Regions from separate parts of the Homo sapiens genome. Here region 2 is linked to region 1. Evidence: chromatin contacts called from ENCODE Hi-C data. All regions are on one chromosome and are shown on one strand. Each heading gives the region's core, a stretch centred on a gene start or an enhancer-like site at or near the end of the contact. The rest is flanking DNA. Distances are from core to core; before and after follow the strand shown.

The links. A loop is a pair of places that touch in the nucleus more often than their neighbours do. Pooled maps may share reads with other maps.
Region 2: a pooled map shows a loop between it and region 1 (2.5-fold over the local background). The contact joins two enhancer-like sites. A Hi-C loop is called at or near these places in 3 of 50 pooled maps.

The regions. Positions count from the first base shown.
Region 1 is chr6:148,558,853-148,561,778 of GRCh38, forward strand. No RefSeq gene overlaps it. Among named protein-coding and RNA genes, the nearest start is that of UST, 190 kb to the right of the region's middle. RefSeq lists a silencer at 995-1,174. Within about 2 kb of position 1,404, at least 9 of the 41 ENCODE cell types and tissues checked have a DNase peak (open chromatin) inside an H3K27ac peak, as active enhancers do.
Region 2 is chr6:148,676,694-148,679,619 of GRCh38, forward strand. No RefSeq gene overlaps it. Among named protein-coding and RNA genes, the nearest start is that of UST, 69 kb to the right of the region's middle. Within about 2 kb of position 1,443, at least 4 of the 41 ENCODE cell types and tissues checked have a DNase peak (open chromatin) inside an H3K27ac peak, as active enhancers do.

The sequences.
Region 1 (2,926 bases), core at 154-2,653:
CAGGTTCTGTGTAACCATCTCTTGTGACCTCCTAGCCTCCCCAGCCATCGCTACTCTTCAGCCACTCTGATTCAGCCACACAGGCTTTCTCCTTGGTCCGCAAGTTTAACGGACCGCTCTCACCTCGGGCCTCTGCAGGCTTCCTTCTGCCTGGAAGTCTCTTCTTCAGAAAGACCCTGTGGTTTTCTCATGCCCTTCTACAGGTCTTTGCTCAAAGGACACTTTTCAGAGTCCTGGCCTGATTCCGTCATCTGAAACTGCCTCTCCCTCAGCCTTTCCCTGGGCTACCACTCTCGAGTCCCACACCTGTGCCAGTTTCCACCTGGCGTTCATTCTCACCTTCTAACACACTGTGTCATCTTTAGGTTTATTGCTTAGTACCTTTCTCCCTTGCTACAATTTAACATCCGGGAACGCACAGGTTTGCTCCCTGGTGAACCTGAACCCTCTCCACTTGACACGTGGTATTTGCTGAATGAATGACTATTCCAGAATGACTAGCCCTTGGATCCTAAATGCAAACGCTGAAGAGGCTCTATTTTAACCCTCTTCTTTCCTAGGTTAGGAGACGGAGACCCAGAGGGGTGACACGAGGGGCTGAGGTCCATACGCGGATGGCTAGTGACAAGGTAAATAGACAAAGAGGCGGCTCCTCTCTGCGTATCCAAGGCTTAACTTTGACTTAACTTTGACCCACAGATTATTACCTTAAACCTGCTGGAGTGACCAGTTCTCAGGACTGGAAGTTGTGGAAATGACTATCAAGGGTGGTTTTGTGAACGTGTAGCTCATCACCGAAATCCACACGGAGTTTCCCTACTTTTAATGTCGGGTCACCTTCACATGTGCAGGTGCTAAATGTATCCATCCTCACATTGGGCACTACCAGGAACAGAAACATCTAATTTATTGTCTGTGGAAAATACAAAAATTGTTTCATAAAAAAAGAGAAAAACCTACAATTTTGGATTTCTTATGGATTTCCAAGTCAAAAAACAGTGGCTTAGAAAGAAATCAGGGCCCAGAGCCGGTTTCAGGTTTCGGCCTCCGTCTTGCCGAGCGAGCCGCTGCTGCAGTGCGTGGCCGCCAGAGGGCACTGCTTCGCCAGGCTGGAGGCCGAGCCAGCTCGCCGGGAGGCGCTGGTGGGAGGCGCGGGAGCCCCCGGGAGGAGCGCGTCCACGCCGCGCGGTGCGGAGCCGAGCCGCAGCCCCGAAACCGAGTGCGGCGGCAGCAGGGCCGGCAGGACCGCCACGACTCACCAAGTGAGCAGCGAGACCTGGAGTCCTGTAACCAAAACACCTATTAAAACTCCCAGGAGAGCGATGATGGGTGACCGATGGAACTCCTGGCTGCTTTCATGACCGGAGCTGGGCGGCCGCCTCGGTGTCCTGCACCTGCTGGGGTGCAGCGTCCACGTGTCTGTGTGTGCGCAGGCGCCCTCTTGCCTACTGCGGGAGCAAGCTGGGGGAAGCCGGATTAGGTCACTCCAAGGCCCTAAACTTTAGATGTCAAGCAATGGTGAGGGAACACCAGCCGCATTTTTTGTCTGAACATTTATTTGCTCATGGCCCAGAATAGCCTAGCAGTATAAGAGCAGCTGCCATCACTCAGTCCTGATGTGTAGTGAACGTACACACTCCTGAGAGCAGTTACCCTTCACAGGATGCCTGTGCACCGAACACCGAGATCCCCACTTTATAGCTGAAGGAACTGCAGCCACGAAGGTCGCAGGGAGAAGAGATGAGATTTGACCTTGTGTTATTTTATTCTGATGCCCTTTGGCTTAACAACTACTGAATAACTCCCTGGTTCTCAGCAGAACCCGTGAGAGATGTATAATTCGAGATTTTTTGCACGGAATTGGCTTAATTGCGAGGTGTGACGAGGCAAGTCTGAAATCCATAGGGCAGGCTGATCATCAGGAAGGACAGGCTGGAACTCACAGACACCAGCTGATGCTGCTGTCCACCATGACATTTCTTCTTCATCAAGGACGCCTCAGCTTTGCTTCTAAGGCCTTCTGATGCATTGAATCAGGCCCATCTGGATTGTCTAGGACAGGGGTCCCCAGCCCCTGGGCCACAGACTGGTACCAGTCCATGGCCTGTTAGGATCTGATTGCCTGTGAGATCAGTGGCATTGGATTCTCACAGGATCGCAAACCCTACTGTGAACTACACATGCAAGGGATCTAGGCTTCAGGCTCCTTATGAGAATCTAATGCCTGATGATCTGTCCTTGCCTCCCATCACCCCCAGAAGGGACCATCTAGTTGCAGGAAGACAAGCTCAGGGCTCCCACTGATTCTACATTATGGTGAGTATGTAATAATAATAGAAAGAAAGATGCACAATAAATGAAACATGCTTGAATCATCCTGAAACCATCCCCTCGCACCCCACCCCATCTACGGAAAAATTTTCTTGCATGGAACTGGTGACCAGTGCCAAAACGGTTGGGGACTGCTGGTCTAGGATACTCTCCCTTACTTAAAGTCAACTGATTTGGGGTTTTAATTTCATCTACAAAATACCTTCATAGAAACACCTAAGTTTGTGTTTCATTGAATAACTGGGGAGAGTAGAACACCATTATACCTGGGAAGCTTTGCAAAGGAGGCTGCCCGGGGCCTACTGCAGACCAATTGAATCTGAACTTCAGGGAATGAAGTCTGGACATTCATGAGTTTTTGCAAGTTCCACAAGTTATTCTGATGCATAGTAAGGGTTAAAAACTATGAGTATCTTCAGTGAAGGAGTTCCTGGGGCCTTGAAATTTACATTGAGCCACCAGCACTTGGTCCACTGTGCTGGGATCACAGGAGAAAAGACAGCGCCCAGCCTGGAGGTGGTGTGCTCTGGAGTTGTGCTTGCTCTGTGACCCCAGGCAGGTCCTTTCACTGCTCAGCCTCATTGTCATTATTTGT
Region 2 (2,926 bases), core at 193-2,692, 120 kb after region 1:
ACTCAAATAGTAATCTCCTTTGGCAACACCCTCACAGACACACCCAGGAATAATACTTTGCATCTTTCAATCCAATCAAGTTGACACTCAATATTAACCATCACAGTACGAAATCCTGTTTACACCGTTTTTTCCTATACATACCTAATGTAAAGTTTAATTAATAAATTAAGCAAGCAAAATATTAACAATAATAACTAATAATAAAATAGAACAATATACCATAATAAAAGTTATGTGAATGTGGGCCGGGCATGGTGGCTCATGCCTGTAATCCCAGCACTTTGGGAGGCTGAGGCAGGTGGATCACCTGAGGTCAGGAGTTTGAGACCAGCCTGGCCAACATGGTGAAATCCTGCCTCTACTAAAAATAAAAAAAATTAGCCGGGCATGGTGGTGGGCACCTGTAATCCCAGTCACTCGGGAAGCTGAGGCAGGAGAATCTCTTGAACCCAAGAGGCAGAGGTTGCAGTGACCTGAGATGGTGCCACTGCACTCCAGCCTGGGTGACAAAGAGAGACTCCATCTCAAATAAATAAAATAAAATAAAACAAAATAAAATAAAATAAAGTTATGTGACTATGGTCTCTCTTTCTCTCTCAAAATATCTTACTGCACTGTAATCATCAATCTCCAGACCACAGGTGACCATGGATAATTGAAACAAAAACTACAAATAAGGGGAGGAAATATCAGTAAGGGTAAAACGAATCTAGCCAGAAGGCAAAGTTGGAGATTTTTCTCTCTGCTATTAGGTAGATAGATATATTTTCAGCACTATCCTCAGAATAAATTAATTAAAAGACTATGCTAAATGTTTTCAAGTCTGGTTCTGAAATAACTCCTTCAATTAGAGGTTATTTTTAGCTTCCTTTTTCTAAACTTAAATGAAGAACTTTTACATTTTTCTGGCGTTTCAGACTATTCTGTTTCTGTAGCTGCCATTTAAAGGTAGATCAGAAGAGAGGTAGACGGAGACTGAAATTCCTAATTTCACTTCCTCTTTTTGGTTTTCAAATTAATGAGTTGTGTACGACTGGGTGCGTGGGAAAGCATGCACAGGCCAGTGTCTTCCTTGGTTGTGTGATATCTCACACTTGCCCATGTCATGCGGCAGCATAATTTTCCATTAATGATCTGATTTGGCCCATGTGAACTTCACCTCCTACCCACATTCATAGCAGCTTTTGCTTGGGAAGGCTTTGCATTTTCTTCATGACTGGAGGTCACAATACTAAAAAATCCGTAGGAAAATAAAGTAATGGGCCTGCTAATATGTTTAATGGCTTTAATAGCATTGAAAACTAATATGCTTAATGCTCATTTCATTCATAGTTGCCCTTGGCATGATGGATGGCAAGATTGTGCATTTATGCAGAGGCAAAAAATGGCCCAAATGTCACTGTGAGTGTGATGCAGGAGAGTGAGAGAGAAATGTTACGGCAGCATTATGAAATCTCAACTCCAATCCATCTTCACAGGAAATAATTACATTAGGTGAGAAAAGGGGCAGCCAACCATGAGGCTGGTGCTAGCTTAAAGGAATTTGGTTCATTTGTTGAAAAGCAGAAATTCTGAAAGCCTGTGCTGAGTGAATTATCTTGAGAGCAAGACCCATAATAGCATAGAAAGAGGAAGTTCTGAGACATGACAAATTCTGAATTGGGGAGATCACCTTTTCTTTCACAGCTTTCTTCCTAGTTCTATGGTTACATTATGGGCTGTGTTCTAGAGCTTTCCAGCCTTGCCCTCTTTGGTCTATATCGCATTCCTTAGGGCACTATTCGTCGTAGGTAAGTGGATTAATTAATTCGGGTCACTACATCAGTATGTCGTGAACTGGTCCTACACAAAGATGTTTTAGATGAGGCTCTCTGGAGAAAAACCTCAAGGGTCATCAGCAATTGGGAATCTCAGTAATACTGTGGCCCTGGCAGGGCTCTCAAGCATTTGCCCATGCCATCTGGACATGGGGCTGGTGCTGGAGAGACAGCACTAGCATTCTGAACTGTGAAGATAAAATTTGCTGGGACGATGAACCTCTTTAGTAGATTCCACTGCCTCAGCTTTCCAAGGGCCATAGGAGAGGACAGTATTAGTCTTTCCTCTTCCCTCAGGGGCCCAAACACCATCAGGGGCCTAGACAGGAGAGGGGGCTACAAAAGAGGAAGTCCTCAGAATTAGAAGCAAGCTGTGGGTACCGTGAAACCCTTTCCTCACTGATAGTGAACATCCATGTGGACACGCAATGGCCAATGACTGGGTCTAGAGACATTGACTTGCTCACCAAGTGACAGCATCTAAAGTGGCTATGACTCCTCATCATGGTCTTACTCGGTGATATGGTTTGGCTGTGTCCCCACCCAAATCTCATCTTGAATTGTAGCTCCCATAATTCCCACATGTCGTGGGAGAGACGTGGTGGGATGTAATTGAATCATGGGGGCAGGTCTTTCCAGTGCTGTTCTCATGATAGTGCATAAGTCTCATGAGATCTGATGGTGTTATAAAGGGGAGTTCCTTTGCACATGTTCTCTTGCCTGCCACCATGTAAGACATGCCTTTGTTTCTACTTTGCCTTCTGCCATGATTGTGAGGCCTCCCCAGCCATGTGGAACTGTGAGTCCATTAAACCTCTCTCCTTTATAAATTACCCAATGTCAGGTATGCCTTTATTAGCAGCATGATAATGGACTAATACACTCAGCCTTACAAGGTCCTGCCTTTCCCATCAACTCATACAGGGGCTTGTGATGCTTACTGCAGAGGAGAACTTTTAAACAATATCTCTTTAGGATAAGTAACAGTAATGTGACCACTGGGGTTTTTGAAAGATTCCATTCTAAGCCAAGGCTTATAGGGCATAATGCTTTACTATTCTAAATTTTCACCACAATTTTAGTGTAGCCGTAGCATCTAAGCATTT